2 separate regions of the Mus musculus genome follow, and region 1 is linked to region 2. Evidence: chromatin loops called from intact Hi-C (ENCODE). Cell type or tissue: left cerebral cortex. All regions are shown on one strand. Links, peaks and the distances in the headings refer to the core of each region. The heading gives the core; the rest is flanking DNA. Region 1 overlaps Nsmce2 (NSE2/MMS21 homolog, SMC5-SMC6 complex SUMO ligase). Region 2 overlaps Nsmce2 (NSE2/MMS21 homolog, SMC5-SMC6 complex SUMO ligase).

Region 1 (16,099 bases), core at 4,704-12,703, 87 kb before region 2:
CATAGTCCCTAGAAAGTTCTCCGTTCTCTTTCAACTCCAGACTTGCTCATCTCAGCATGGTACATTCCATCCCTCTTTCTTTCTTTGCTTGTAGTAAATCCACCCTTCTGTCTTTTAACAGACACCACAGACTTTAGCGATGTCCTCCTAATACAGATGAAATCACATCTGTAAAGTGAGACTTTTAAAGCAGTCTTACTCTGAAGGGCAGTCTAACAACACAGATTAGGGAAAATGTAAGCTAGGGTTTTTTGTTTTGTTTTGTTTGTTTTGTTTTTGTTTTTTTGTAAGCTAGGTTTTTGGAAAGAAAAGGAATGATAGTTAAACTTTATGGAAGCTTTGAATGTGCTAATTGCTTTGTTTTAGACTGTGTTGAATGGAACTCAATATTAAAATATCCAACTTACAATATTTGAATGAACAGAATTCTGCCCTCTACCTATCTCAGCAAGCTATTCTCCATCCTTTGCATTTAGTTACCGTAGATCCCAGTAGATACAGGAACTGAAATATACCATTTTCTTCTCTTGCTTGACTCATTTTACATAAATAGCAAATTCCCCATGACCTAGTCTGGTAAAATAGAAAATGCATTATTATATTTTGAGTACAAGCTTTAAAAGTAGTGAGGGTATTCTTTGGCCACTGGCCTGGTTATAACATAGTCTGGGAACTGGATATACCATATCGGGAATATGATATGGGAACTGGATATACCATATCGGGAAGAGGAGAGAGGACCAGGAACAGAGGGTTGAGAGGTGAATTTTCAAGTCACTGATCTCAAAATCATCCCATAGTTAATAAAAGACACTAGCTGCATCTGAAGCTTAAACTTAACATAATCCAGTGATAATTTAAGAGAGTTGTATTCAGCTATTATAGATTCAAAAGTGTATCAATACTATATTTTCTGATAAATAATACTTTGGGGGTGAAATGCTAATGTGATAATTCCAGATCAAATACCCTATATTCTGATACTCCTCTATAGTGTTCAATAGGAAAATTCAAGAACAATCAGAGCTTGGAAAAAATTATTCACTTACAAAATGTTTTATTATGTCATGATAATATTTAAATTAGTATACAGCCCTTGGGTGTATGTGCGAACATGTGTGTGTGTGTGTGTGTGTGTGTGTGTGTGTACATGTGTACATAACGTACACCTGGTGATCATTAACCTATGAACAGAAATAGAAGAAAAGGCACGAGGAGCAAGTAATCTATTAAATAAAATTCTGAGTATATGAGAGAAGGGGTTACAAGTGTACATCGAGCTGATTGATGTCACTATTGCCTTAAGTAAGCCAATTTAATCAAATAATGGAGAGAGTTCATTTTTCATGAGCTGTGTCTTGTGGTTGAACTTGAACTTGAAAAAGGTGACACTGTTGTGGCATATAGGATAGACTGGAATGGAAAGAGTTCTTGCTTACAGAAGCCCGCTGGAGTGTTGGTGAGGTTCTGAGCTACTGGAGACTACCTGGGGAAGAGAGAATAATACAAGAAGTGTCATGCAGATGGGATACTGCCTGAATATAATCTTGGACCTCCAAAAATAAGGACTTAGAGGTGGCTCTCAGACCACAGCTTAGCCATTTGGGAAAATATCATTACAAATTGCATGGGAGAATTTGGAAGAAGGAAAGGGAAGATTAAATGATGTAATTATAATTCCCAAAAATATTTCTTAAAAGAATATACCCTAAATGAAAATGTAAAATGATAAACTTAGAGAAGAAAACCTTGTGAGTAGCAGGATGGCTGTTGGTAGTGACACAGGCCTGGAATCCCAGCAGTTGGGATGCAGTGGGCAGAAAGAGCTCAAGTTCGCGGCTGGCTTTGGTGGCATAACAAATTGGAGGTCTTTAGTCTCCCACAGCAGCTCATGTTTATTAGTTCATTTTAAAAATACTGTAATACTTGTTTTTAACTGCTAAGACAGCATGCTCGAGTGTTTGTTCTTCATCCTCTCCTGGCTATCTTACCCCTGAAGAGCAGGGGGGTCTTTAAAGGACTCTTCAAACTCATCTGCTTAGTCTGGGACGTGGATCTTCATAAAGGTATCCCAGCAAACTTGAACCGAGAGCATGACTCAAGTAGAATTTGGCTTCTGTTGCTTCTCCTTTACAGCATTTGTTAGCTCTTTTCGAGTATCTCTCTCATACCTGAGCTCAAACCAGGTATTTAGTAAAATAAAAAGAAGTGTAAGCATATTCCTTATTTGCAAGAGATTTTTATCCTTTCAAGATATGCCTTAATAGATGATAGGGCATATTGAATATGCTATAGCCCTTTAAACAGAATAACGAAGATACTTAATGAACACAAATAATAAAGTCTGGGAAAGAAATGAGAGTGTAGTGTTGCTGAGATAGAACCGGAGGAGACAAATGCTAGTGTGCTAGCACATGTGTCTCATGTAATCACCACCTGAGAAAGGAGCCATCTTTGAAACGAGTGATGGCTTCATAGACAGAATGAGGTTTGAGTAAGACTTAGAAGAACTTTGAATAAGAAGAGAGGTAAGAATCCTGCTCAATTTAGAATGGAGTCATGTTTTCTCAAGAAGGTAATTATTTAATTACAGATAGTCTTCAGTGGCACCTATTAAAGAGCCCGAGATAATACAGCTGCAACAAGCCTGCAGCCACACAGTGCTAGGAGCACTCTTAGCAAGTTGTTCCTTCCATGGAGCCCACACTTCATTCTCTCTCCTCTGATGTGTGTGTGTGTCTGTGTGTGTGTGTGTCTGTGTGTGTGTGTGTCTGTGTGTGTGTCTGTGTGTGTGTCTGTGTGTGTGTGTGTCTGTGTGTGTGTGTGTGTGTGTGTGTGTGTGTGTGTGTGTGTGTGTTACAGATGAAGGGCCCATCTCAGTGTCAGTGAGTAGCACTCACCTAGGTTTTGTTTGGGGAAAATCAGAAACAGGTGTTTCCCTTCTGACATGGAAACCCCCATTGAGTAACGGCAGGTGGCACTTTTGACAAGTATATCCAGATCTAGGTAACGCCTAAGCTGGTGGGAAGAATTGGGGAATTTCCTTTTCTGAATTTGAAAGATAAGTCTGCTCTATAAACTTTCTTTCCTAACTGGTTCTTACTGAGTACATTAAACTTTTTGGAGATGACTCCATAAAGATACATCTTCTTTAATGCAGTTTGCATAGTACATAGTAAGGTGCTTAGCCATACAGCAAAGGCCAATGTGCTAAAAACAACTATAAAGTCAGTAATAAAATATAAGATCCTAATTTTATGCCTATAAGTTCAAGGGAGCCTTTATGATTAAGATAGCTTTTAAAATACTGTTATGAATAAATGTCATTTTTCTCACTCTTACTTCTGAAGTGGTGCTACTTAGCTAATACTGTCTAGCCTCCATGTTACCATGTGAGGAATTTCCACACAATATTTTTTTGCTTGATTTTAAGACAATATCTTACTGTGTAGCCAGTCTAGCTTTGAACTTGCAACTCTCCTGCCTCAGCCTCCTGATGGGATCGTGGGTATGCACTATCACACGTAGCTATCCTTTTGGTTTTGACATGTACATCTTTGTAAACCGCTCTGATTCAGCTTTGTGGTATTTGTTCACCTCCAGCATATTTCTGCTGTCTCCGTCACCTCCATCAATGACACTGGCATCCCCTCTCATTCCTCAGTTCTAGTTCCTAGTATTTCTCACCGTTGACATATACTTCTATCCCAATTTGTGGTGTGAAGGGAGAGGCATTATATCTATCATTCATCCTGTAGTCTCCCTCAGATACTTACCCATTGACTGTTCTATAGATAGTCTTGGATTGATTATCCAAAGATTTTTTTTTTTTTACTAGTTCCTGCCTTTGTTGCTAGATTGTAATTAACCCTATCACCATACCACATAAACACACTTCTCAGCCTCTTTGGTATGTACTTTTTTACATGCTAACCAAAGATAGTTAAGGGTATTGGTTAGATGTTCTGACATGTTTCCTAGTGGTGCGTAGTAGAAGTGTCTGGATCCACCCTGCAGAGCTGGCTGAGGTAGGTACAGGTAGGAAGAGCCTTGCATATGCCTTTACTTCACACAGTAGACCTGCTTCGAAGAAAGATCATTCTCCATTCCAGTCACAAATCGTAGGACCCATGTGTCATCATATCTAATGATCCAGAAATTACACTCACAGTGAATGATAATTGGTCAGAGCTTAAGTTCCCATTTAAGAATGGGGAAAGGGAGTTTAGCTGTTTGTCTTTGAAAAAGTATAATATGAAAAATAAATCTTGAACATTTATACCCTTTTTCCTCCCTAAATTATTATTCTCTACCTTGTGCTTTCCCTTTGAGGGCACCAAAAGCAGAAGGAGTCATGCCACTGAAGAAGACATCCTCTTGATCTATCCCCATCCCTTAGTACCATCAGACCCTCATGTGGTATATAACCATTCTCAGGGTCGCTTCACTGCCCGTACCTTGCTGTGCCTAAGCTTTTCTTTGGGTGTTTTAGTAAATACCAGTTGGGGTGATGCCACTCAAATGTATTGTTTTAATAGAAGAGCTCACACAAGGCCCTCAGTCTTCTTCCATCTCCAGACTGCAGTATACATGTGACATGGAGCCTGAATGCTTTATGTTTGACTTACACAGTGATAGGGTTGATTGTTTCTGAATACATACAGATAAGTGCCACCTCTCCATTAGATTCCACTTGAAACATTTTCTTTTGTATCAATTTCTTTTTGTCTTTCCCTGTAGACATCCATGTTTACCATTCTTTATGTCTAGACTACTCTGAATGTCAGCTTAAAGCAGAAAATTCGAAGGTAGAATAAAGAGCTGCTTTGAGAACTTTACAAAGAAGCAGTTTACATTGAACAAAAATATTATTTGTAGAATAAGGAAATGTCTAGAATATTATAATTTTGAGCCAGTATCATCTATCTAACTGTTCTTCCTATTTCATTATTGCCAGCATGAATTGTGCCTTATAGCAAGATAAATAAGAGGTTAGAAGCCAGAATTAGGGAACCGTGTCTGGGTTTAGAGTACCAAAGGCCAATAGTAGGCCATTCCCATCAAGCCAAAATAAACACAAGGCAGAAGTCGAGAGAAGTTACAGGTCAGAGCAAGATATGCAACCTAGGGAGCATTAGGGACATCAAGGGCTCAAGGAAGCAGGGAAATCTGGAACCCTGGCCTCCAGGACTGAGAGATCCGTGGGTGTTAGAGATGAGGTCACATTGTAAGAAAGGAAGCAAGAAGGGTGCATTGTGGAGACTCGGTGTCCTTAGGAGATAATGGATTAGTGGAGGTCAGTACAAGACACTGCACAGCAGACAGGACTTGGACACAGATTAACCCCCTTTGCTTTTCTTAGGATTTTTATTTAACTAATAGACTCTCTTTTTTTTTTTTTAAGAGCATCACTGGAGTTATAGAACCAAGCAGTCAGTGCAGAGTTCACATTTCCTACACTCAAACACTAGTTCCCCTGTTTTTAAGGAGATCATTGAGAGAGCATAACAGTATATGAGCTATTGCTACTAACACTTATTTCCACTTGGACTTATTCTGCTGTGTGTTTTGATATGTGTGATGGATTTTATGTTCTCTAAAATTCACCCCTTTAACATTCTAAGTCTACTGTTTGGTGGAATTAAGTATGTTCACATTGTGCAGTTGTCACCACCAAGGCTGGGACTTTTTTTAGCATCCCAAACAGAAATCTGATACGGGTTAAATAGTAATTCTTCACCTCCTCCTCCTCATTGGCTTCCATGAACTACTTCCTGCCTGGATGCATTTGACTGTCTGTGTGTGTATACAAGGGCATGCTCCACACTGGCTTGAATGTTTTGTCCACCACCTATATCACAAGTTCGTGCATTAATAAGGCCAGGTAGTTTTTCAGTTTGCATCACATTTTTTCAAGCATTCATCTGGTGCATCTTTGAGTTTCTACTTTTCAATTATCATGTGAATCATTCACTCGTGACTATTGGGCTATATCTGTCTGAGTTCATCCTTCAATTCTTCTGTGTATGTGTCCAGACTAGAATTGTTGAGTAAGATAGCTTTGACAACTGCATTATGTATAGCATCATAAAGAATGTTTCCACTCTCTTTAAAACTCACTCGACCTGTTTCTCTTTCTCTCATATACTCCTCTGCTTAGCTTTAAGTATATATATATATAATAGATATCTATTTTATATCCCTCTAACCCAAAACTTCCAGGTAGAGTTGAGTTAGTCAGCCCAGTGGTCAAGTGAGTCAGAAAGTTATTATAAATTACTGCTAGTCCTCAGGGCCTTGAGATTTTGAAAGTTACATACACAGTTACTACAGGTAACTACACATTTAGAAAGAATGAGTTTCAAGTAAAATGTTTTGCAGGCTTAAAGTGTGGTATATTCCTTTTCATCCACATGTTTTTTTAAGCACCTGTGCTATTGCCAAGGCCTAACCTAGATAACTACATAGGAATTAAAGAATCCACTCAAGTGAGTTTTAGGAGTTTCTACCGTTTCTGTCACCTAAGTACTTTAGATGGTTGTTCCTTTGAGTCATGGGTTTCAAAAGATCCTGCTTACCCTTGCAAAGCTTCTTCCAAATACTGAACTACCATGAATAACTGACATCCTGCTTGTCTAAAGATGAATATTTTCCTTGGAACATGACTCTCCAGTGAGGCTGCTTGTGTGACTGTTGCTGTGTCCAGTCCTGTCATCACAGCCGTGCCAGACCCTTTGGCTGTTCTACACACTTGTTCTACATGGTTGCAGTTTCTCTCTCCTCTTGGGTGTGCTGACCAGCTCTTGCCCACTTCGTTGTCTTTATAGTAGAGCACTGCACTAGGAAGGAAGATAAGGAACACTCGTCCTGCGTCTTGGGAATTTTGGCCTTTAGAGCAGGGGTCTCCATGCTTTTTTCATTGTTCACTGCATATTAATTGCATTTTGTTGGTTTGTCTGTATATATGCTGTAAGTAATTTCAGCATTTACATTGGTAATGAAACCTTTTTTCTTTCCTAGATAAAAGTTAATTATAAAAAGTAGTCATATGGTTTTGTGTATATTCTAAGGTGTATGCAACGTACTTTAAATACCTCTGCTGGGAAAGTTAACATTATTTTTCCTGAGTGAAATCTAGAGATGGTCCTAGGAATTCCAGGGATGAGTAGATTTAGTTAAGGAATTGCTCTAGTATCTGTTCCTCCATCTTCCCAATTCATTTGCTACCCAAGCACAAAAGTCCTATGTGTGTTGGGAATCGAAATAGTATATTCTGAAAATAGGGGTTTTTAAAGAACATTTGGTAGATTTTTATTTTTACAAGATGAAAAGTCCTAGAGAAATGTTTTTATAATAATGTGAATGTATTTAATACCAATTGTGTCAGCTTTCTGATTTAATAACCCAGTATCGGAGACAATCAACCTTTGATAAGTTTATTTTAGTTCTTGGTTTCAGAGGCCTCAGTCCATGGTCACTTGACACTTTCTATTGTTGCAGGATTTTCCCTGTCCAATCACATTAGGACAGTGGGGGGCCTGTGATTGGACAGGAAAAGGGAGGCGGAGCTAGGAGTTGGGGAGACAGAGAGGTCGCAGAAGACAGAGGTCGAAGGAGGAGGAGGAGAAGCCAACATGGAGGCAGATAGTCAGGAAGAAGATCCCGATCCCATGTGGTTTTAAACAGCAACTAGTAGCTAAGATTTTCACAAGGTTAGAATAATTGGGGTAAAACTTTTATCATTATCAATTGGCTCTGAAATTATTGTATTGGCATCTTGTAAATTGTGATCTTATTGTTATATAAATCTACTTGGATAATTAAGCTTTAAGAGTGATGTTTCTACTGGATAATTAGGTGTTGAGATGGCTTTTCATAGGGTGTGTGGGGTGTTGCATGGAAGTGTGAGGAACTTGTGGGGGACATCTTAGAGATGGCCCAGTGGGAACCCTGTGGCCCTGTGGGGCGAAGAGTTGACTGCCAAGAGACTGAGCAAGTGAGATCACCTGACATGGGGGTTAGCCCTAGAGAGTTGGTAGCGGCAGGCAGGAGCATAGCCTGGCCTGGCTGAGAATTGGCGTGTTCATTTTATAATATTTCCCTCAACAATCTATTGCTTTGGGCCAAATGGTAACACAGTATACTATGACTGAAACACATAGAAGGAGGCGAATTTACCTTATGGCAGCCAGGGGGCAAAGAGATAGATGGGAATGGGCTCAGATCCCCTTTAAGGGTACTCTCCTAGCCCCCAGATGACAGATTTGGGGCTAGATTTCCTCCACTAGATTCCACATTAGAAACATTAGACCTCACTGCAGCATCACACACTAGGCAAGCTTTTGCATTATTGGCCTGTGAGGGACACTTAGAATTGGAACTGTAGCACTAATGAATGAAGGCTAAGATGGATTGCTGGTGGCTCTCCTGTCTTGCTGCCAGCCTGCTGCCCTGTCTAGTGTAGGGAGTACACTTTTCTTTCTGTTGCAAAAACAATAAGGGCATCAAGATGATAAATTTTATGTTATGTGGAATTTTTTTCTTCTAACATAAAGACAATCAGATCTTACTTACTCATTGCCTGTAACTAATTTATTTTAAAACCTGAGCCACATAACCAGACTGTCACTGTCTGTGATCCTGTGTAAAGATTCCATGTCGTACCTGTCCTTCTAATTTTCTACTGCTTTGCTAAGTCCTTTAGGCACTTTAGTCTGTTACACCGCCACAACCAGAGAATGGAGTTTTGATTTGTAATACAAACCAAGTAAAACCTATGACTAGCAGTCTCTGGAGCTCCTTCAGTGGTACAGACTTGAAGAGGGGCCTTTAATGATGCCCTGCCTGCCATGTTGCTGTCTGGGATCCAGGAAGGCAGGTAGACAGCAGTCTGAATTGCATTTGGTATTTCCTGTGTTCCAATGCCTGGATGTAAATGAGAGATGAGCATTTCAATTTGGATGATCTGGCTGGGTTCCTAAGCCGAATGGCTGCGCATATACCATAAACACCGTGAAGAAGCAACCATGGAAACACTTGTTTTCTTGTTGAGCTAAATTTACTCTGGGTTGAATATTAACACAGCTCCTGGCAGGACTTTAAAAGCAAAAATAGCTTAAGCGTGATTCACTCTGAGTCACTGCTGGTGCTGAGCTGCCTGGTGCTTGACATTGAACAAGTTGGCAGCCTGCATTGCTACATTTTTTCTAGGAACTCTGAACACATTTCATTCTTGTGAATTTGCTTGTGCAATGATATTAAATAGAGTAATATGTTTACTTTGTTTCTAAGTCAAATGAATTTGAGAATGGCGAAACTAAAGTATTTTTCTTGGGCTTTCTGGAAAAGCAAGCTTCTCAGAATTCTGTGGTTTCTTTAACAGTTTATTTTATAGGAGATTAGTAAAATATGGAAATTTTAGATTAGATACTGGGGCTTCTGGAAGTTTTGTTAAAAAGTCTAGTAGTACTATTAAGCAGGATTCATTAATCTTCTGTCCTTACCAGACAAGGTGATTGTGCCATTCACAAAGCTCTTTCCTTTTCTTTCTTACCAGGGGAGGGAGGGAGGGAGGCAGGCGGTACTGCAGCCTGCTGTACACTCAGCTAGGCGGTTAACTTAGGAAATACTTTTCTTATTTGAGATTATATAATGGGAAGTTCATGGGTTTTGAAAGGCAGACCAGACCCACCCAGGGGATCTCTGTTGGCTCTTTAAAGGCCTCCCTCACATGCCTTTCCCTGAGTCAACCCAAGTGGCTGCTAAATCGTGAGTAGCCTGTTGGCTGACTGTGGGAAAACCTAGGACAGAGCAACTCGCCTCATCCATGATCAGCTAGGGCTGAGTCTAGAACGCTATATGAGAATGGTTTTCCCTTGATGTTGCAATTTCTATTTTAACATGTTTTTGTTTAGCTTTTGGAGTTGCCCAACAGTGTAATTTCAATTGAGGTTTAGTTTCAGCTCTTCCAATTTTTTTTTTCTAATTTAAAGACACTATCATTTTGTCTTAGAACTTCAATGACTTATATAAAAAATGGTTTTCCTATGATAGTCTTAAAACCAAAAGGAGCCTAGCCTAATTTTTGATAGTATTTTGAAATTATTTTACCATAAAATTGTACATTAGAAGATGCAACTCTGGTAGAGAATTTCAACATAGTTGCATAAATTGTGTTTCATATTACAACTTGTTCTCTGCTTGACTTCACTGAAATTAATAAAAGAACCCTTTCAGAAGGATCTGGTGAGTTAGCTTTGGTTTTTTTTTTTTTTTTAAAGAACTTACTCATAGTGTATCCTGTGTTGCTAAGTTTTCAAAGTTACCCATTTCAACCACACCCAAACCCTTTCAGAGGCTTGAAATCTCTTTACTCAGATGTCTTCCCAGTAAAGATTGGGGATCTCTGTGAGTTCCAGGAGATGCGTGAGGACTGTGTAAGAGCTAATGCTTGGTGATGGAGCTGCTGCTGAGTCTTGGATACAACACACAGTTCCTTATTCTGCAGTCAGAGATCCCTTACAGCTTTCTGACTCCGGCCTTGTGGCTGCTGGGAATATCCCTGAGGTGTTTTGTCTCAAAAGGATCCATGCCTTGGAGCTAGAGAAGGGAGAATGGGTTTTTACCATAGCATTCTCCTGGCCCACGGTTGTGCATATTCTGCTGATAGCTGTGTTTTGGAGGCAGGTGAATTTTTGGCATGTCCTTAAAGTAAGTACTACAGGGTTTAGGTAAATCAGCCCTTTCAGATTGTAAACTAAAAGGTTATTAGCCTAGCTGAGTCTCAGCATAACCCGATAGTACTCTGTTACTGCAGATCAGACACACCCCTGTCCCTCTGCCCCCAAGTACCCACCGCGTGTGTGTGTGTGTGTGTGTGTGTGTGTGTGTGTGTGTGTGTGTGTGTGTGTGTGTGGTGTAGAAAAGGTCTTAGGTGTAAGAGTTCAGGCAAGATCCCTATAAGAAAGAACTTGTATACTCATTAAATCTGGGTTTTACAGACTGGGTAACTGTTAAATTTATTTGGTCAGTGCAGTTTCATTTTTCTGCTTCTGTTCATTTGTGTAGTAGCCATTTATTGAACCTTACTATGCCAGAAATTAGGATATTTTTTAAAAGTCGGTGCATTAACTTAGAGGCAGTCAAGCAAATTATTAAATTATCTATGTTTTAAAGGGCCGGTGACAACCATGTCATAATTTTGTTCTAGTAACTATTTTCAAATGTTTCTAATTTTCAAAAAAAAATATGCAGGCATATAGTAACTTTTTGGATAGGATTTTAGATTCTACAATGTGGGATGACTAAGTCAATCTAATTGACATGCTTAGCACTTCATCTACTTTCTAATGGTGAAAACATCCAAAATCTACTTATAAACTTGGATTATGCGTCCTTATCCCATTCTGCCATCACTCTTGGACAATGCACACACTTTTGGTAAATTGTAGTCTTGACTACCTTGAAGTCAGCTTTTTTAGATCTTACACAGAAGTGAATCTGCTCTCTTTATCTTTCAGTACTGATTTAAATGTCCTCCAGGCTCATCCATGTTGCTGCAAATGACAGACCTTTCTCTCTCTCTCTCTCTCTCTCTCTCTCTCTCTCTCTCTCTCTCTCTCTCTCTCCCTCTCCCTCCCCCTCCCCCTCCCCCTCCCCCTCCCCCTCTCTCCCCCTCTCCCTCTCCCTCTCCCTCTCCGTGTGTGTGTGTGTGTGTGTGTGTGTGTGTGTGTGTGTGTGTGTGTGACACAGAGAGATAGAGAGAGCGCACATCTATTGGAAGATATGCTGGCTATGCAGATAGTGTTGTATTGGACCTGGGAGAACAGCTGACCTTGATTTTTATACACAGAGGTGAGATTGCTGGATCATATATGGTAGTTCTACCTTTGGGCCTGTTTTATTTTTAGGAAGCTCCATACTAGCTTCTGTAATGACTGTACAAGTTCTCACTCCTATGAACAGTGTGCAAGAGTATCCTTTGCCCCACATGCTCACGAATACTGGCTACTTTTTCCCTTTGATAATGACTCCTTTAAGTGGAGCAAGGTGATATCCTCTTGTGATTTGCATTTGCATTTCTGTCGTGGTATTTTCATATATTTCTTGCTCATTCCTGTATCTTATGAGAAACACTGGTTTGAGTCTTTTGTCTATTTGTTATTGAAGGTAAAAACCTTCATTATAAATGATTCAATTGGTGAAGTGTATTTGCACCATTTTTTTCTATGTGTTACTGGTGTTTGGCCTACATGTGTTTGTGTACTACTGGAGTGTCTGATATACACAAAGTTCAGAGGAGAGCTTCTCCAGAAGAGCTGGAGTCTTTGAAACTGGAGATACAGATGGTTGTGAGCTGCCATGTAGGTTCAAGAAATCAAACGTGGGTCCTCTGGAAGAACAGCTAACGCTCTTTACCATTGAGCCATCTCTGCTGGCCCATGTTTACATAGTTAATGCTAAAATGCTATGACTAGGGACACACAGACGTCACTCCTACCCCAGCCCTTACTGACTACCACCCCAACCCCATTATAAAAAGTAATTATTTTTAATATTGAAATTACTTTAAAAGTACTTTTTAACATATACTATTGTTCAGCTTAATGAGTTTTCTTGTTCTTCTTCCAGGCAAAGGGCATAGCCATTTACCTTTCTTATACCCAGTCCCTTCTACTGTCTAGCCTTCCTCTAGCCCCCTTTTTTCTTAGTTTCCCTTGTAAGTCTCTCTTTTCCTTCTGTAACTCTAGTGATCACTGTACCATCATACAAGATTGAATTCCTGGTTTTCATAAGTGAGTCATAAGGTGGTATTTGTCTTTCTGTGTCCTTGTTTCATTCAGCCTACTAAAGATCTACCCACATTGTGCAAATGACAGGGTTTTATTTGTTTCACAGTTAGGAATTATTCCACTGTTGTTTCCTGGTACTAAGAAGTGAACCCAGGGCTTTACCCATGCATTGTAAGTGTTCTCCACTGAGCTATGCCCTCAGCCTCCCTTTTACAATTTTATTTTATTTTTCATTCTACTAACTTACTTAATTACTTACAGACAGGGTCTCTCTACATGATTCCTGGCTGTCCTGGAATTCACAATGTATGTAGACCAGGCTGGTCTTGAACTCACAGAGTTCTGCCTGCCTCTCCCTCCCTGGTGCTGGGATTAAAGGGAAGTAAAACAGAGTAGCTCCATCCAGAGAGGTAGTGTGGTTCACCTCACAGGCAGCATGTCTTTAGCAGGCTGTATCTGTTGATCCTGTGGTGAGTCTGAGAATTTGATATTCTTACATTTTTTCCTCCAAACCTGAAGTCAGGCTTTATTACACATTGGGCTTTGTCACTTGAAGAGGCTCAGAGGCCAGTTTCAGGAAGCAAATTAGCCAAAAGAAAGGTTTGCTTCCATGAACAGCAATGGTCTTCTGTCCACTGTTTCATTATTTTAAGTTCTCTAAGAACTTCTTTCCGTCCTGAGCCTCTCACCTCCATCCCAGCCACTCTGGTAGTGAGCACCACTGACCAGCTATTGAGAGTCTTCCTTAGCCTGGCTCACTGTCAGCTGTCAGGATTCCCAGAGCTACAGAAGAGGGGAGAAGGGAAGTCAGTGCTGAGAAGAAGGACAAGGCATCCCCTAGGGCAGTCCATCCCCAGCAACATGTTACTGGGTCACCTTTCAGAGTATGTTTGTTTTATTTAGCAAGGGATTCACTTATCATTTCTCAGTTTGATTTCCAAGAAAAATTTTACGTGGTAGCAAGTTAAACTTATTTACTGAGCAAAACTGTCTCCAAAGACATTTTCTTTTCTCTCTCGGGGAGTGTAGTAGAGTTTTTGACAGTTGTAGACAGATCATCATAGTGCTTGGTGTGGTGTAAAATAACACACTTTACCTGAAGGCGTTTCCAGATCATTACTAGGCTTTTTATTTTTCAAGTAATAATTTTCAAAAGATGAGTTTTGATAGACTTTTAATTAACTGTGGTTTTGGTGTTGTCTCTATATAGCATGCCCCAGTGTATTTGGGCTCCATTCAGTTTTTATGTCTACAAATAAATGAATATAATTCAGAATCCAGAATTTTGTCCTGGGTTTTTTTCTTGGCATGTTAAGTTGACCTGCTAGAAACTGAGCTACTGCACTCTGGAGACAGCATGTTCCTGCCCAAAGGCCTCCTGTGAAGAGAGCTCAGACTTTGTGGTCCAGTTGTTCTGTGCATTTACTTTCAAATATACCCAGGCCTGGAGCTTTAAAAGAACTTTTTCAGGAAAGGAAGGTCCTTGGCTGTGGAGAGAGCGTGTAACTAAAGGTGGAGACACAGTGGCAGAGCACAGAAGGCCGGAGTGCCGCAGGTGCTTTCCTGCACTGTGTCCCCCTGCCTCCAGATAGATAGCCCAGGTCAGCTGAGATCTCAGTGTGGGAGCTTGAGAGGCCAGGCTGGGCTTTGAAGACCGCCCTTGCTTCACACTTAGTGCGGTGTCAAGCAAAGACTGTGTTCATCCAGAGGCTGGGAGTACATTTTTAAAATGAAGAAGGTGGGGAGAAGCTGGGAGAGAAATGGGGAAGCAGGGATTGGGGAGTGAGTTTGGAAGAGAGGAAGGAGGAATTTCTTCCTCCTTGACAGTCTGACTGTTGTTTGTTCTCTCTTAGCTTCTTCCTCTCTTCACTGCTCTCAGGCCTGTTCGCTCCTCCCTCATCTCTGTTTCCTTCCTAACCCTATCCTCGCCTCTGTGAGCACTTCCTTTAATGACCGCACTCCATCTACAGAGGACTATATCAGAGAGTGCCACGCACAGCCATGTTCTGTAGAGGATGGAGTAACTGAGGATACAACAGCCTAACATGACTTTTAAGTTCCCTTCAAGTTAGAGTGAGCCCCTCTGATTTGACAAGTCCATTCTTAAAATGAGGTGAGGGTGGGGGATTAGTCTAGAGATCTGAGTCACAAACTGGAAGCAGTCTCCAGATATGTGAGAAAAGACCTGCCAGGTCATTGCCAGGGTGGTAGAGGGGCTTTTGCTTTGCTTTGCTTTGCTTTGCTTTGCTTTGCTTTGCTTTGCTTTGCTTTGCTTTGCTTTGCTTCGCTTCGCTTCGCTTCGCTTCGCTTCGCTTCGCTTCGCTTCGCTTTTGGTGTTTTGAGATAGGGTTTTGATATCCATCCTAGGCTGCCCTTAAATTCACAACAATTCTCTGCTTCCCCATAGTGCCAAGATGACTGGTGTGTAACAGGTACCTCCATGTCTGCTGTGGTAGACATTTGATAGAAGGGTATTTGTGTTGCTTCCTCAGACAATAGTGAGTGTGGACATGTTCCCCAGTCTCTAGGCACGGAACCTGTCACTCAGAGAGGTGACAGTCACACAGCAGGTAGAAGAGGCACAGAGCTAGATTCCAGCAGCTCACCCAGTCCAGAGCCGCCAGGTTACCCACAGACATCTGTTCACACCACTTTCTCCTTAGAACTGGGGCCACTTAGATTAGTGTCCTTGTCTGTGCCGCAGCTTAGCTCCTCACCTCAGTTCAGATATTTCACCATGTCAACACAGTTGCACTATGAGTAATGTTAAGACTCTAGAAGCCTCTGCTTTGCTACCAAACCCTTGGATGCTTTCAAATCCAGTTAAGCTTTAATCAGATCTTTCTTGAATTACTTTTGTGGCTATAAGATGTCTATTATAAAAAATTCCATTTAAGAAAACAAAAAGATGCTTATAATCCCCTTACTTAAAAATAGCAATGTTAACTTGTATATTTCCTTAGTCTGTTTCTGGGAAGTGTGTATTTGGAAAGTTGGTATCAGCATAGTGTCTTGTTCGTTTGGTGGTCATTTATGGTAACAATTGGTGTCATCAGATTCTTTAAGTTATTTTGATAGTTTTAGAACAATATCTTGTTTTATGCATTAAGTCTTAAGTATCAAACATTACAAAATTTTAGATAATTTCTTTATTGTCTTATACATTGTTAAAATTAAATAAAATCAATAATATTTTTAGATTTTTTTCTAAAAATTACTTCAAAGCTTGACATAAGTGATTGGTACTTTACATTGGTAAAATTTTATTCCTTTTGGAAGTTTTTTTATCAAACATTTGTATACTCAAA
Region 2 (16,099 bases), core at 4,017-12,016:
AGAACATAAGAGCACTGTGTACACAGTTACAGAGATTTCAACAGTTGGTCGCTACAGTGGAATTACATTTGAAGTTAACAGAAAACTATTCGGAAATTTCCCCATACTTGGGAAATAGTCAGCTCCCCTCGTCACCTGAGGGTTTATTCTCCACAGTTTTAAAGTAATAAATACAAATAGAGGCAGGGCAAGCGGATCTCTGTGAGTTCAAAGCCATCCTTAGCTACAAAGCAAGTTCCAGGACACCCAGGACTACACAAAGAAAGACCTGAAGGGGTAAACATAACCAACAGGAAACGAAGTTAGATTCTTACCTGACTTTGAGACTTACAAAGCAGTAATAGCCACAACAGTGTAGTATAAGAAGCAACATTTTAGAAGGCCTGTGAAACATTTTCAAATCCAAAATAGACATTCAGAGGCAGCCAGTTAATTCTCCACAAATGTATAAGGAGAATTCAAGGATTTTTCACAAGTATGAGACACAGCTCACTGAGAAAGGAATAATTCTCTCAACAAATGATAGTGTATCAACTGGATATACATACACAGAAAGTAAATTTTGAGAACTGGCAAGATAGCTCTGTGGGTACAGGCGCCTGCAGCTAACCTGAATTCAGTCCCTGCATCCCACATGGGAGAATGAAAAGAGTGAGAGAAACATCAGCTACAAGTTATCCTGCAACCTCCCTAGGTCTGCTGGGGCAAGCGTACACAGTGCATGTACACACACGCACACACACAGACTTGTAGTTTAAACGGCGTATATTTCATACTATATATAAGTTAATTTGAAATGGGTTGTATGTCTTAAAAATATAAAATATCATATATATACACACACACATGTATACATACATACATACTTACATACATACATACTCATCTAAATTCTGTTCTTTAGCAGGAGTGAAGGAACCAGTGATGAACTAGAGAATGCTATTTTGGGGGGCTGGAGACATGGCTCAGTGGTAAAGAGCACTGACTGCTCTTCCAGAGGTCCTGAGTTCAAATCCCAGCAACCACATGGTGGCTCACAACCATCTGTAACAAGAGAATGCTATTTTTTATGACGAAATATAACATTTTGTATCAACAACATAAAATGAACTCTAGAAGTTCACTAAGAAAATAATCTAAAAAGGTTTTTTTCAAGAAAGATTTTCAAAAGGTCTTGAAATACACAAAAATATTCAACAGCTACTTCAAAACTAGATATACAGCTGACAAGCCCATAACTCTTTGGTCAGTACAGAAATACAGATTAAAACCACTTTACACATACGAGGGTGCTTAAAGTTTTGAAAACAACATAAGCTGTTGATCATACCAAGTGTTGGCAAAGCAGTGGAGCTAGGGAGGCCGACCGCCTCTTGCCTGGGGTGAAAATATTGGCTGATGTGAATGCTTTAGGAAGCAATTCAGGAGTCTCTTTCAAAGTCAGGCATACCATAGACTGCATGAGCAGGTAATCCTTCTCCAGGGTGTTTAGTTAGAGCATTGGATGCGTGTGTCATAGGAAGACTCCTGCACTAATGCCCACAGCAGCTTTGATTGTAATTGTTCAGAGTTGGAAAACCCAGACACCCCACAACTTATGGCTGTCTGTATACATGCTCAGTGGCATGCCTATTAGAGAGAATGCAGTACTGCCCAGAGAACAGAAACGACCAGACTTTGATACATACAGCAAAGACCAAAGGAGAACACATGCTATATGGTTCCACTTTGATAAAATTCTTTACCATGCAAATTGACCTAAGTGACTGAAGTCAGTTGCTGCCTTGGAGGCCAGTGGGAGCCAGAGGTGCAGAAGTGGGTAATTACAAAGGACACAAGGAAACTCTAGGGTGAGGGCTTTGGTCCCTATTTTGATTGTGATGTTGCATGGCTGTATACACCTGTCAGACGTACCAAGCTCAGTCCTTTGTAGACCAGCCATGCCTCATTAAAGGGGAGGATGGTAGCTGCTTAGCTGCTCATTGTTAGGGATTAACTCAGTGAATTCCAGAAGGCTACAGAACAGAACATTATGCAACTGAGTTTTAAAAGGAAGTTAATCTGTGTGTCCAATATAAAATGATCCCACAAATAAATTAATAATTGTGAAATACAAGGTGCAAAATAATGTATGTTGAGCCATGCATGTTAGCCAGGGTTTAAAAGGCTGAAGCAAGAGGCTCACAAGTTCAAAGCCATCCTATGCTACATAGCCTCTCTCAAAACAAAGCATTATATATTAACCTTTAAGTAAAAATGAGTTTGTATGTATATGTGTAACACACACACACACACACACATATATATATATGTGTATATATATATATATATACACACACACACACATATATATATATATATATATATATATATTGTATTGCATATACATAGCAGTGTGTGTAAGGGATACATTTATATCTAAGAGTAGGATTCTGCCCCCCTTAGATTAGGGTGTTCCATTCACTTTGTTGATTTTTTTTTTTCCTGATATGCTAAGAATCAAGTACAAGGGCTTGCCTGCCAGACAGGAGCTCTGCCACTAACCTATACCCTCAACATGAGGTTAGTTGTATATATTTGTAAATTATACACACATGTATATGCCACATCCATATATGTGTGTGTATGTATGTTCTTTTGTACATGCAAAAAGAAAACTGATTACAAAGGTACAGAAAGAGGAAAAAAGAAGAGAAAGCAAAATGGCAGTTTTCCATTTAATTGTAACTGTCAATTGAAAAAATATATAATTGACGTATAAGCCAGGTCTGAGAGATGGCTCCACCATTAAGAGCACCCATATTGTATCCCATGGCTGCCTTTAACTCCAGGTCCACCCACAAACACATGGCATACATAGACACATACATGTGAAAAACTTTTTTTAGACAAATAGAATTGATTTTGTTGAGCAAACTTGGAGTTCCAGCATTGGGGAGGCTAAAGCAGGAGGGTCTGAACTTTGAGGCTAGCCTAGGCTAGACACTAGCTCCACAATAAATAAATAAACAAACAAACAAATAACTGTCCAAGAACACATTGACATACACAAGAAACTATCGTAAGTATGAGTGAGGTTTTTCTACATTTCTAGAAACTCCTGGACTGGGAGGGTAACTGGCCTCCACCAGCTTAGTATGTGCAAGGCCTTTGTTCAGTCTCCACAACCATAAAAGAGCAAAGGTGTTTGCTTTAATGGAACTTAACCTTTGAGAGAATCACACTGGCCATTTTCCACATTACAGTCTATGGGCACATTTAAGTGGAGACACTGTGGTGGGTAGTGATGGCATATGCCTTTAGTCTTGGCACCTGGGAGCAGAGGCAGGTAGAGTGAGTTCAAGGCCAGCCTAGCCTACCGAGGCCACTCCAGGGCAGCCAAAGCTACACAGAGAAACCCTAGCTCAAAAAACCAAGTTTAAAAAGGGAAGAAAATTAAAAACAAAAAGAGACATTATCCTGCCACGTGTGACAACACACACCTTTAATCACAGCACTTGGGAAGCAGAAGCAAGAGGGGCTCTGAGTTTGGGGGCAGCCTGGTCTACATAGTAAGTTCCAGGATAGCCTTGTTAGGAGAAAGGAGTAACTATACAGCTCTGTGCATTTCCTCCTTCCTTCAGACTTCTCAGGAGAATCAGAACTGTATCCAATCAATGGCAGAATTGTAACCCTGACTTATGAAACCTCATGTTGCTCCCATCTTTGGAAGAGATTACTCAGTCCTCCTTCACAGGATCTTGTCACGGTGAAAGATGGGTGGGGTTAAGTGAAATAGTCTTTGTTTCAGGATTCGTTTCCATGTCTCACCAGATTCCAGCAGGAGCAGAATAAGTGTTAGAATAAGGTGGGGCTCTCTGAATTTACTGTAAAGACTGGAGCACCCGAGAGTCTGGGTTGGGGTTTGTGGCAGTGTAGCGAGTATCTTATGCACACTACTGAGCTTGGCTGCTCAGTCCTGATGCTTTGGGAACTCACTATGATGCCAGAGGCAGGGGGCAAGGAGCAGCCCTCCTGTGAGACCATGACCCACATTCTTCCAAAAACGGCCCTGGTCACAGGCCAGGTTAGGGGTTGAGTCTCCAGCATGAGTGAGTGACGTGGTGTTCGCAGCAGCACTCTCAGCCTGTGCTCTAATTTAGGTCAGATGGGTTCCACTCTCTAGCTCTTTTATTTTAGTGCCAAGGGAATGGCGGTCTTAAAATGTTACAGCTGGAAATAGTACCTGAGGTCATCTGGTCCCAACACACAGGAGGAAGCGTCTACAGACTGCTTCCATGAGCCTCTATTCCCACATCGTGGTGACCCTCCTGCTCATCTGCAGGCTGTAAAACTGGGTATGTCTGTGTCCAGAATCACCTAGGGGTATTTATTACTTCTAAGACAAAGGCAGCCACTCTTGAATCACATCGAGGCATTACCAAGGTGAGGCCTTAGTAAAGCCCTGGTCTGAGCCCCCATTTACATCAGCAAGTACCCTTTCCTTACAGGTTGTGAAAAGTGTGTCCTGGGAAGAGTTGAAAGCCTTGTACCCCTGAAGCTGTCTAGCCTGGTATAGCAGAAGCCTCAGCACTCAGACAAATTCACCTCTCTGTGCCCCAGTCCCCTTATCTATAATGGGAATAATATGGTAGCCTGCCTCAGAGAATTATGTAACACCTTATCAACTGAGGTATGTATACAGCATTAATTCAGCTCTGGATGGATGCTGGACATGATGGCACACATCTGTAGTCCCATCACTTTCAAGGCAGAAGCAAGAGCCTGTCTTGTTCTACACCTGAGTTCCATGCCTGCCTAGGCAATACATAACAAAAGTAGGTGGGTGTGGGAGTGTCATAGCATTGAGCAGCTCAGTAGACTCGTGTGGGCTGTTTCCTCACCTAGAGTGCTTATTGATCATCAAGCCCTCACTCGCACGGTACTGGGAAGAGTAAGTACTAGAGTAATTGTTACTCTTGCCAAAGAACCCTCCTGAAAAGCCACCAGTCACCTAGAACCCCATAACCATCAGACCACTGAGGTGGGGAGTTTAAACCAAAGCCAGGTGAATTACCATGTATGTAGGGCTCCTAAGCATCAAACCGCTGAGGTGGGAGTTTGGACCAACGACAGTTGAGCCAAAGGAGAGGATGTGATGGCCTAGGAGTGAGTGGGAAGGGGTGGCTTTAAGGGGAAGAGAAAGAAAGACAGCTCTGGCTAGGTGAAAACAGGACTCACTTTGGGATGCACCATGAAGAAGTGAAGATTCACTCCACTGCCCTCAGGAAGGAAGCTAGCCTTGGAGACCCATAGCTCTATGTCATAGCATCAGAACCACAGACCATAAACCCACCTCAGAAAGATCAACATATCCTAGACATCCAATGGGAAGCATTCCTTAAGCTTTGAATGTTCATCGGGTGCTAAATAAAGGAGAATTTAGAACATGGCATCAAGGAGGGGGAAACCATGTGGAACGGGGTCCCCAAGTAGGGACAGGTAGACTAGAGATCTTGCGTCTCCATTGACTCAGCTGTAGACCAGGGCTAGCACTAGGTGACCGCAGCTTTTTCAGTTTGAATATAATGCCAAGTCCACTAAAAAGCAAAAAAGTCCACCTGTTCCCTTTACACATTAGGCTCCTGTGTTTGTGCCATGCACTGTGGAAGTACAGCCATGCATTCGGGAAGAAAACATAGCATTGAGCAGTTTGGTAGACTCCTGTGGCCATTTCCCTACCTGCCAAGTGATTATCTGTCCCCAGGTCCTTACTCGTGGCATATGGGAAAGAGTAGATAATACAAAGATTGTAAAACACTGTCAATGTCAAGTACTGTGCCATAGACAGAGCAGCCACACAAGGCAGGAAAGCATCGTGAGAAAGAAAATAGGCATTCTTCCCCGCTGTGATTTTATTGTTCCCACCCCCCAACCCCCACCCCACCCCGAGACAGGGTTTCTCTGTGTAGCCCTGGCTGTCCTGGAACTCACTTTGTAGACCAGGCTGGCCTCCTGCCTCTGCCTAGGATTAAAGGCGTGCGCCACCATGCCCGGCTTGTGATTTTAAAACTATGTTCTAGATTTTTAACAACTAACCATCTTGATCTGTATTTTCCTGTTAATTGGAACTGCCCAACACACTTTGGGGCAGTACCTCCAACATCAGAGTGTGATACTAGAAGTCATTTCATTGTTTTCCAGCCCAAATCTTTTTGCAAAGAACTTGAGACAAGCTTGTTTCATCTCCAGTTCCAATCACTAGCCGTGTGATTGCATGTATAGGGTGGAAGAGCCAAGGTTAGAGCGGCACACAGGAAATCCAGACTCGGCTGCTTCTAAGCTCCAGTCAGCTGCAGCTCTGGGACAAATCAGAGTTGCAGACTTTATTGAGAAGACCAAAGCTGCTGTGTGGACTTAATCTGCTTAATTTCCCCAACAATAGATATAAAACTAACTGCAAGGTCACACAGAGGAGGAAGTTATCTAGAGTCTGCAGTTTAGTGTCTTGTCCAGTGTGTCTACATTCTCCTAAGTAAAGCAACTTGATATGTCTGGAAAGGGTATGTTTCTGTCTCCACTTTATATATGCTTAGAAAATTGGCAGATTTGATATAAGCCTTCATATTCACAGATATCCTAGAAATATCTACCATAAGTCTATCCGCTATTAAGGTCACAGTAATAGGATTGTATGGTTTGTAGAATTAAATATGCTTAGCTTTGGCCTGCTCTGAGGTTTCCAGTTTTCAAAAAAACATGAGAGAAAGCACTAGCATCAGCGTTGTCTCCATTAAATTAGATAATTTGCAGACTATGCATAGCAGAGTGCTGGCTTTCAGTGCATCATAGCTCGCATTACAGAACAGGTTCTTAGTCTGATTAGACTTTCACTGAATAGTTAAGCTCTTGATAAGAGAATCCAGATGAACAGGTAGTGTTTCGCTGTTGGTTAGTTGGCTGGTTTTGCATTTACTCTTTATCGTGGGAGGCTTGTGCATGCTGTGTTACATACAGGAGTTTAGAAGACAGCATGTAGGGTTCCGTTGTCTCCTCCAAACTTGGAGTCCTATGGTTCAAACATAGTTCACCAAGCTTGGTGCAGGTATCTTTATCTGCTGAACATCTCACCGGTCCTGTTTTTGTCTCAGATCGGGTCTTGCTATGTAATCTTGGCTGACCGGGTACTTTCTGTGTAGCCCACCCTGGCCTCAAACCCACAGCAGTCCTCTTGCCCCCTCACTCTGCCACATGCAGCCACCGTGCCCATTTTAGAAGAATCCCCATGTGCTGGAGAGCAGGCCTCTGCCTGGCCTGTGCCTTCTGTGTTCCTGGTTGGTAAGTAATGGGTGTTCAGGAAGGAGCTGCTTGCTGCACTTGAGCTTGGGTTTCTGTCAAAAGGAGATTGCCTCTTCAGTGAACCCTTGAGTCTTACGAACCAGTCCTTGATTTCAAAATTTCTTTTGAGTTCTCATGAATGTGGTGAGCTACCATGCAGTGTACTTGGAAACAGTCCAGTTTGGTTCTAAAGAGAGAAGGGAAGAGGAAGGGCGGAAGACCATGTCATCTAATTGGTTTGGGACCTTGGAAGAGACAGGATTGTCTGAGGGGAGCACCAGGTGGAGAATCCAGTATCCTACACACTGCTGCCAGCAGCACTTGCTCCTGAGAGGGAACCATACAGGAAACACATCATCCTGTGCCCATGCCAGGCCATCAGAGTCAAAGCCCTAGGAGTAGGGGACCGAGGCGTCTTTGTAGTTTAGTTTGCCAGGTTTAGGGAGCATTGCCACAGCCGTTTTCCAGGCCCAGGAAGAGAAAGCAATTCCCTGAGTCACTCCCAGGGCTAGTCAGTGACCAAGGCCAGCCTTAGGTTCAGAAGACACTCGGCCAGTACAGGGTCTTCCCAGGTTATCCCAGCCCCTGGTTCTCTACTGGCTGAAGAGCAGAGGCAAACGCTTCTCTCTCTGTGCTATCGAGAGCTGCCTGACCTTAAAGGGCCACTGTGGGGTCAAGCTAGTTAAAAGATGTTCTGTTCTGTTCACCGTGTCCTTTACTCACAGTCTGTTCTGCAGACAACTGAAAGGCTGCTAAATTAAGCCATTTTTCAGAGAGGTCTGAGTCATCTAGTGGCAGCTGTCGGTGCCTCGCTGGAGGTGCTTTGATCATTGTTGTCTAAATGCACACATTAGTCCTGGGCAGCAGTGTGTTGTGCTGTGCTAGGGACTTACTGAGATAATGGGCTCAGCCCTTGAGGACATCAAGGAAAGCCAAAGGCTCATGAGTTTCTCTCAGGGCAAGAAAAGGCATGGAAGCCACATATTTTAGCACCAACAATCTAGTCTCTCGGCTAGGAAAAGCTTGAATGTATCCTGCCTGCCCAGTTAATATAGAGAAGGGAAGTACCTCACTCAGATCACATGGGAATTCAGGAGCAGATGGCAGGACACAGCAGAACAGAATTGGTTTCCTCAAGGGAGTTTCCTCTATTCAATCAGGAAGGCTTTCATTAAGAGTTGTCATTTCAAGGACATCTGGAAATGAGGTCTGAGAAGCCAGTCCAAAGCACAGTGACCATGGGCATATGTTTGAGAAGAGTGGTGTACAAAAGAAGAAAAAAAATGCATTAACCTGTTATAAAGCAGTGTGTATAACTGATTTAGAGCACGGGGGTGGGGGGTGGATGGGTGGGGAGGAGTCAGAGTAGGAATCTGAAGAGGCCAGAAGTCACCAAACAGTTGCCAACGACAGCATTCTCATGGGTCTTACTGACATGACTAGGTGGTCGAAAGTGGTTCAGGGGGGTTAAAGTCACTGCCACCATTCCTGAACAGCCATTTCATGCCATGTCTAGCATATTGCATAAAATGTCTTTTTCCTTAGAACAGCTTTTCAGACAGGTGTTTTCCTCCAAGCCAGTGTTCCTGTGCCAGTGAATGCCCACTCAGACTTGGGTGGCTTTCTTAAAAGCACAGGGCGTTCGGGAGACAGAGTTCATACTTGTTGGTTCCTTCCTTGAGGCCTCTCTCAGGGTATTGAGGGGGAATGTTAGGGAGAGCCATAGGAGATCACCGAAAGCTTCTATCTAGGCCTGCAAACAAAAGGGGATAAAATGGTAGCTGTGGGTGGGGTCATACATTTCTGATTAGAAAGAGCAAGAAAATAATGCAAGTTTTTGCCATTGCCTCACCGATGCTTAAGGAAGAACAAATTGACCGGAAGTTACTTACTTGGCAGTGATTGACCTGGTGACATGACCCATCGAGTTAGAAAAAAGGAAGGCTCCTCAAGAAGAAAGATGTCACATAATAAGCTTTACTGGTGAGTTGGAGTGTTTAACGTTGCAATGCCCAACAAAAGATGAAAGGTAAAAGCAGATTAATATGTTGATGTGTCCTCTCAATAGATGATAGCACAGCATCCTGTGACCTAGGGTCTCACAAAATCTGCCACAGGCCTGTGTGCATCGGGCACTGGAATAAGATGGTAGATCACGGATGTGAGAGGATACAGCTAGGAATGGAAAGATCGAAAACTCCGGGAAGCTGTGTGCTATCATGCCAGCCTTGCACTGGAGGGAGAGCAGGGGAATTAAGTCTGGCAGGGCCCAGGGTCCTGTAAGAATGGATCATTAATTTTTTTTAAAGATGAGAAAGGAGGCTTTTAGGCAGGAAGCACAGTAAACACATCTCGTATCCTAGAATCCAAGGAAGAGGGGGAGAAGAAGGACTTAGCTGTGCTGACTACATTGGTCAGTCATTCATTAAGTTATAAATTAGTTTAAATCTTTTCAGTAGACCTGCCAATTAAGCATCCCACTTACACATGAAGAAAAGGGGCACGGAGTGCAGAGATGGGCAGGGAACAGGTAGGATTTTCCCAGGCCTGACTCTGAACCATGGCTTCCATGCCCCTACTGCCTCGGCTAGACTGGAGAGCAGTAAGGAAGACTTGACAGGGACAGAGCCAGAAGCTGTGAACAGACCAGGGCCAGCGTCTGAGAACCAGGGAGCCTGAGGTCTTGATGGTGCAGAGGTGACATGGCCAAAGCTGGCCACAAGGATTGGCCTCACGTCCCTTTGCCGTGTGTGGCATTGTGCTGCCCAGTGTGTGGACGAGTGAATATTCGTCACCTGGGAATGATGGGAATGAGTCTCCTCTCCCCAAACTAGTACTTTGTAGCCATTGTGTCTGGAAATGTCCCATGTGACAACCCCATATCCTGTCTGTTTACCCTTTCCTTTCCAGTGACATGGGATACCCACTGTTGATAAACTGTGACTTAGTGTGAATCACTAATCATGTAATTGGTAGAAAACAATTACCTTTGACAAAACTAGGTTACCTGTGTGAGATCTTTGTACTCTTGAGGTGAGAAGAGTCAGATGGGTAGAGGTTTGGCTCTAGGAGTAGGCTAAAGGGCTTCACCTCGCTGGGAGCATAGGTCCTAGCCCCTGGATTAAGTCGTGCTCTTACTGCTGACTTACAACCCTGCTCCCCCTCCTGTAGGGGACATGTCTAAACATAATTCCTCTCTGTTGTCCACTGGCTCCTGTAACACAGTTTCCAGAATGTTAGGAATAGCCACATTGCACCTACATGCTGTACTTGGGTAACTACTTCTGTTGCTCAACCTACTTAATATTGGTCACAGTGAAACATGTTTTCATCACTTGAGATCCAAATTTTATTTGCCAGGTTACTAATGGCCATTTACTTCTGTAACATAAATTAGGATGTTGTGCAAGATTAGCTTGCCAGCAGGTTGACTCTTGAAATCCCAGGCTTCCCATGGGCTCAGTGTAAGGAGCTGTTTGAGTGGACTTAGCCAAATACCCACAAAAAATTTTGTCTGCTTTTTTTTTTTTTTTTAAGATGGTCTGATGGTGAGTATAAAGGATTTAAGACTGGAGTGGGTTTGGAGAGTCTGGAGTCCGCCCTCCTGCCGGTCTCATGATTTACTTTTCACATTGGAGAAGAAACAGAGTGAAGAGCAGAGCGCAGTGGACATACCTTCCCAGGTCACAAAGCCATTGAGGTCAGGGCTTTCAGGTCCTTGTACTTGTCCCTCTAGCTTGCTGCCAGTAAAGGCTGTCTAACCCAAAGGCTATCTGTTGTTGCTGTTGGACCAAGACAGGGAAGCAAAACCTGCTTGTAAGGTAAAGGCTCTGGAGAATAGTTTCTATACACTAGGGTCAACAGAAGCCACGTTTCCTACTGCAGGAGCTCCCAAAGCCCCCTCAGCTTGAATTTTCTCCTCACTTAGCTTTTGAAAAGCCAGGTTCCCTTTTCACTTAGAATGAAAGCCTTGCTTGTTCTGACAACAGCATGTAAATCTCTATTGCATTGAAACTCCCAAGTGCAGTCAAAGCCCAGCGATGATCACTTCTGACTTCATTAGCAATGGCAGTGAGCATTTTACCAGAGCCATGAAGGTGATATGGAAAAGAAAGGGCAAGTTAGCAATTGCATAGTTATATAGTTAACACGGTATGAGATCAAAGCCTGCCTTATAATATCCTGAGTGCTGCAGACTTCCTGCGCCTGCCTTCAGACTGTCTATCCTTTCTAAATACAGTGCCTGTCGTCAGTAATGGGGTTTTAGATTAATTTTACTCCAGCAGTAATAAGTAGTATGTGCTGAGAAGTGAGGGCCACGGAAATGTTTGTGATAGGGCATCATGTGGCTTCAGACGCCTTGGGATCTGAATTCAGAAAAAGGGTTTTACAAAGATCCCACAAAAAGGTGGCATCTACAGCTCTAGACTGAGATTCACAATTGACTTGATGGTCAAGGATGAGCGGACAGGCTGGGAGAACACAGAGTACCTAGTCCCAAGATTGGACTGACCCTGGGGAAATCTTGTCAGAATGTTGTGTGTAACTCCCAAGCAGAGGTACATTTTAGATGGCACCTGGTACCCGGCTGCTGTGGAGTCTCCAGCAGTGTCTGGTTTCCTTCTGGTTTGCCTGCCGTCCTATCCATGCCATGACTTGTCTCCCCCAGCCTCAGATGTCTCCCAATGCTTTCCCTTGAGCCCCTACGATGCTTAGTGGCCTTTCCTCCCAGGAGTCTTGCTAGAGTTCACAGGACACATGCCACACGTTGTCACGGCACCGTCTGTCCCAACACAAGGCAGCGAACTCTTGTCTTACTTAGTGTTTGCAGGGCCTCTCAAGAGTGTCAGGAACTTATCTCAGCAGGGATGTGAGGAAGGAAACCAGCATGTTTCTGTGTGCTGACATTCTAAGGGCATTTGAAGAATCAGTGGTGAGAAAAATCTCTCAGATGCTTTGGTTGCTGATGTAATGAACACCAGGGCTTTGTACACATCATGGGAGTGACTGTCCTTGTACCCATCGTGAAAAATGTTAGGGTGGCAGCGCCTGCCCCACAGGTTTCCCTGCACTCACTCAGCTCAGCTCCTTTTCCCTTGGGTAACTCCCAGCATGCATTACTGTCCCTTCTGTCATCACTATCTGAGGCCTCCCAGAATGCTCCCCACTTCCTGTGTGCTCCCCATACTGTGCTGTACCACAAGATGCCTTCCCTGCCTGGCTCAGCCCTGCCTTCTGCGCCTACACAGTTGCCACATGAAAATTGCATGAATCATATCTTGGGTTCCTAAATGAGGAAAAGAAAAATCAGTTTTCTTTAGGTTTTTCTTGACCATCTTTCTGGTTTAGTCTTGGTTATCGGTTCACAGAGAGACTACTCCAAGATGCCATGATAAAATTAGACTAAATGCTGAGCCAGGCACGATGCCACATGCCCATCATTTCAGTAGTGGGGAGACTGAGGCAGGAGTTCAAGGTCAGCCCCAAATATGTGGTAAATTCACAACCAGCCTTGACAAGACCCTGTCTGAAGAAAGAAAAAAAGAAAGACAGAGAAAACTGATAACTCTGCAACGCCTCTCAGCATGGTTGACTGGGTTGAATTCCATCTCAGTATTAATTCTCGAAAATAAAACTGTATTTTAAGATTCTTCATCTGCGGCTCTGCCATCCATGAGACCGTGTTTGACTGTTCTATTCTTTCTGCTTTGATCTCCTTAGCAGCTGAATCAGACTTTTGGAATGAGACAGTCATGGACTTCTTCATCATTAGTTCTTTTTTTTTTTTCCTTTTACTATTTAATTTAGAATTAGAGCAAGATGATAAAATTAGATACAAGAGGCCTCTGTGTGTCATCAAGTAACCTAGCCTACTTTGGATAACAGAAATAAATTCGCCTTAAATACTTGCCAGCTTGTTTGGGCCAACGTTGTTAAGATGAATGGCCTTTCAGTCGGTGCTGTGTGAGAAGCCATCTCTCCCTAAGAGTTCTTCCTGACAATTAAAATTTCCCTCTTCTTAATTTCATTCCAGCGCTCCTAATTATGACCCTGTAATTAGCGTGCTGATTACATCCCTGTGCAATTTCTCTGCCTCCTTGATGTTCACCCTTCATTTATTTTTAGTGTGCTTCTTCTCTTGGCTTCTGAAGCCCCTGCCTACCTGTCCCCCACGGGGCTTCTAGCTCAGGGCTCAGGGAAGCAAGGGAAGCTTGCCCCATCACCTCCAGTTGCCCCTCCAGATTTACTTGTTTTTGTCATGAACACCATGCGTTATAGCTGACAAAGAGAATTGCACTCTGGGGAACTGGAGAGCTATGGTATAGCCTTGTCCCTCTACCATGTGGGGGGTGTCTACTCATTGCTGCATCAGAATGATCCAGATCTCCCCCAACACTCCATTAGGAATTACTCGCCTGTGCTCGGCACCATTACATCCTCATAGTGGCAGTTACCTGGAATCTTCATGGAGTTCCTGAAGCAAATTCTTGGGAGCTTTCTCTTCACACTTTCTCTTTCCTTCCTTCCATTTTCTCATACCCACTTACCAGCAGGCTGTCCACTCAACAGCAATACTGTCTTCTGTGGTGTAGGACCACAGGCACCCAGATTTAAGAGTTAGACACCCACAGGTTTGAAGACAGAAAGACACACCAGCCAGTCAGCCTCTTTTTTGAGAAACCGTCCCCAGAGTCCTCGTGCTTTGTTTTGTTTTGTTTTGTTTTGTTTTGTTTTGTTTTGTTTTTCTGGCTTTGCTGCTACTTCATCCATTTACTGGGTCCCACACTCCTCCTTGTTAGAGGGTAAGGTGTTTTACTTCGTCTTCAGAGTCGCCTAATGAGATGGAGAAGAAAGCACACACAGGAAACACCCATTCAAAGTTGGTGGCAGAGGCAGCCAGTGGTTCTGGGGCCTGGACTCAGCACCCTCACTCCCAACCCCTCACGCCCCAAGTGTATGCCTACAGGAAATGTGACTCTTCTCTGCACAAGACCTATAGAATGAGCAGAGCATCTGGAAGCCACCAAGGACCCTGTAAGGGTACAGTCCACATCCTGCCACAGAGCTCCTGTCTGGGTACCATCCCAGGGAATTTAAAGATGAGTAAAAGCTGGCCCTGCCCTCGAGAAGCTTACAGGGTTAGTGGTAAAACAGTGGCATAAAGACTGAAGGATGTGTTTACCTGCCTCCAGTAGAAGATGGTGGTCTCCAGAGGACTCCTGAGTGCGTTCTCCAGAGAAGGCAGAGCCCTCTGCTCTCTGGACCCCTCTTGCTTCCTTCTGTGCAGCATAGGCAAGGCCTGTAGACATTACAGCCTCTGTTGATGCTGCTGCTATGTTCCCGTGCTTGCCTCCACTATCATCACCTGTCTGGAATATGTAGGCTTTCAGTGGTCAGGTTTGCTCTCCCTGACGTTTCTCGAAATGAGTTGGGAAAAGATCAAATGTTCCGTGCTAAGCATATTGGGAAGCCCCGTGAAAGTAAAGAAGTTTTAGTGTGACTTCTTCATGTTTACAAAATGAACAAATGACTCACATCTGTTGTATACATTCACCAGAGCCATGTCCTTAGCTGATCCTTACTATGAAGTCCTGTGTCGTACTGTGCATGTGAGGAAGGGTTTAAAAGGCTGGGGAGTGGGGGTGGGGTCGAGGAAAGTCTTAGGGACAAGGGCTGAGTTTAGGAAGCTTCATCACTGGGTGCTTTCGGGAGTTCTTCAGTCGATCACCCTCGTGTGCTTCTTCCTCCCTCTGCTTTCTCTCTCTGACTTTGATTTTATCTCATCCATTCTGTCAGCTGAAGTCTCCCTTCAGGAAGGATGTTGGTTGTTAGACTAACTTCAGACAGAGCCATGCAAACGAAAGGCATGGTCTGGGTGGTACGTTAGCGTAGGAGGTCCTGCCCTGATGGCCTGGCCACTTGGTCATCAGAAGCCAACCCATCTGTGGGTAGCTTTGCTGACATGACGGTGACGGTGTTGTTAAGCCTCAGTGGATTTGTACCCTCAAGCTTTGACATTTTAAAATTTCTTCCTAGGCTAACCAATGCCAGCACTCTCAACGGCAGAGGCAGGCAGAACTTGGCTAAAAATATAAAAATAAAAACTTTCTTCCGTAATAAATATGCTTTGGGAGTTCATCTCCTGGCTTTAAAAAGAAAAAAAATGTAAGCACATTGCTATACAATAAAGAAGTTGGGGGTTTGGTTGGTTGTTTTTGGTTTGCTTATTTTGTTTATATTTTATGAGGGGTTGTTTTGAGACAACTTTACTGTGTAGCCCAGGCTAACCTCAAACTCTTTTTTTTTTAATATGTGTGTTTTAAGTTTATGCATACAATGTATATGTACGCCTGGTTCTGTGGGAGCTCATAAAGGGGCACTGGCTCCTCCTAGAACTGGAGTTCGGAACCACCATAGGTTCTGGGTCTAACCTGGCTTGTTTGCAAAAGCAACAACTGTTCACATCTTGCTCTTCCTGCCTCGGCCTATTGAGTGCTGGGATTACAAGCATGTTTGTTGAAATAGTGTCTCATATGTAGCCCAGGCTGGCCTCAGACCTGTAGCAATCCTCCTGTTTCAGCTATCAAAGTGCTGGGATTATAGGTGTGAGCCACTACACATGACTCAAAAATCAGCCTTGTTTTGTTTTGTTTCAAGACAAGGTTTCTCTGTGTAGCCCTAGCTATCCTGGAAGTCACTCTGTAGACCAGGCTGGCCTTGAATTCAGAAATCTGCCTGCCTCTGCCTCCCAAGTGCTGGGATTAAAGGTGTGCGCTACACT

What was found. A loop is a pair of places that touch in the nucleus more often than their neighbours do. Peaks named below come from ENCODE experiments on the same cell type or tissue, not always from the same donor. Only the 100,000 strongest peaks of a DNase experiment are listed, where the experiment ranks them.
Region 1: a loop joins it to region 2, with 1.9 times the contacts of the local background. A loop is called at or near these places in 2 of 42 quality-filtered maps.

Annotation. Positions count from the first base shown.
Region 1 is chr15:59,471,637-59,487,735 of GRCm38, forward strand. All of the region lies in intron 4 of Nsmce2 (NSE2/MMS21 homolog, SMC5-SMC6 complex SUMO ligase), which reads left to right. Among named protein-coding and RNA genes, the nearest start is that of Nsmce2, 110 kb to the left of the region's middle. In left cerebral cortex, for the core only: no CTCF peak of the experiment used is centred there; DNase peaks (open chromatin) are centred at 9,092 and 9,714; H3K27ac peaks cover 2,144 bases.
Region 2 is chr15:59,559,593-59,575,691 of GRCm38, forward strand. All of the region lies in intron 4 of Nsmce2 (NSE2/MMS21 homolog, SMC5-SMC6 complex SUMO ligase), which reads left to right. Among named protein-coding and RNA genes, the nearest start is that of Gm36677, 51 kb to the right of the region's middle. In left cerebral cortex, for the core only: no CTCF peak of the experiment used is centred there; a DNase peak (open chromatin) is centred at 8,118; H3K27ac peaks cover 1,894 bases.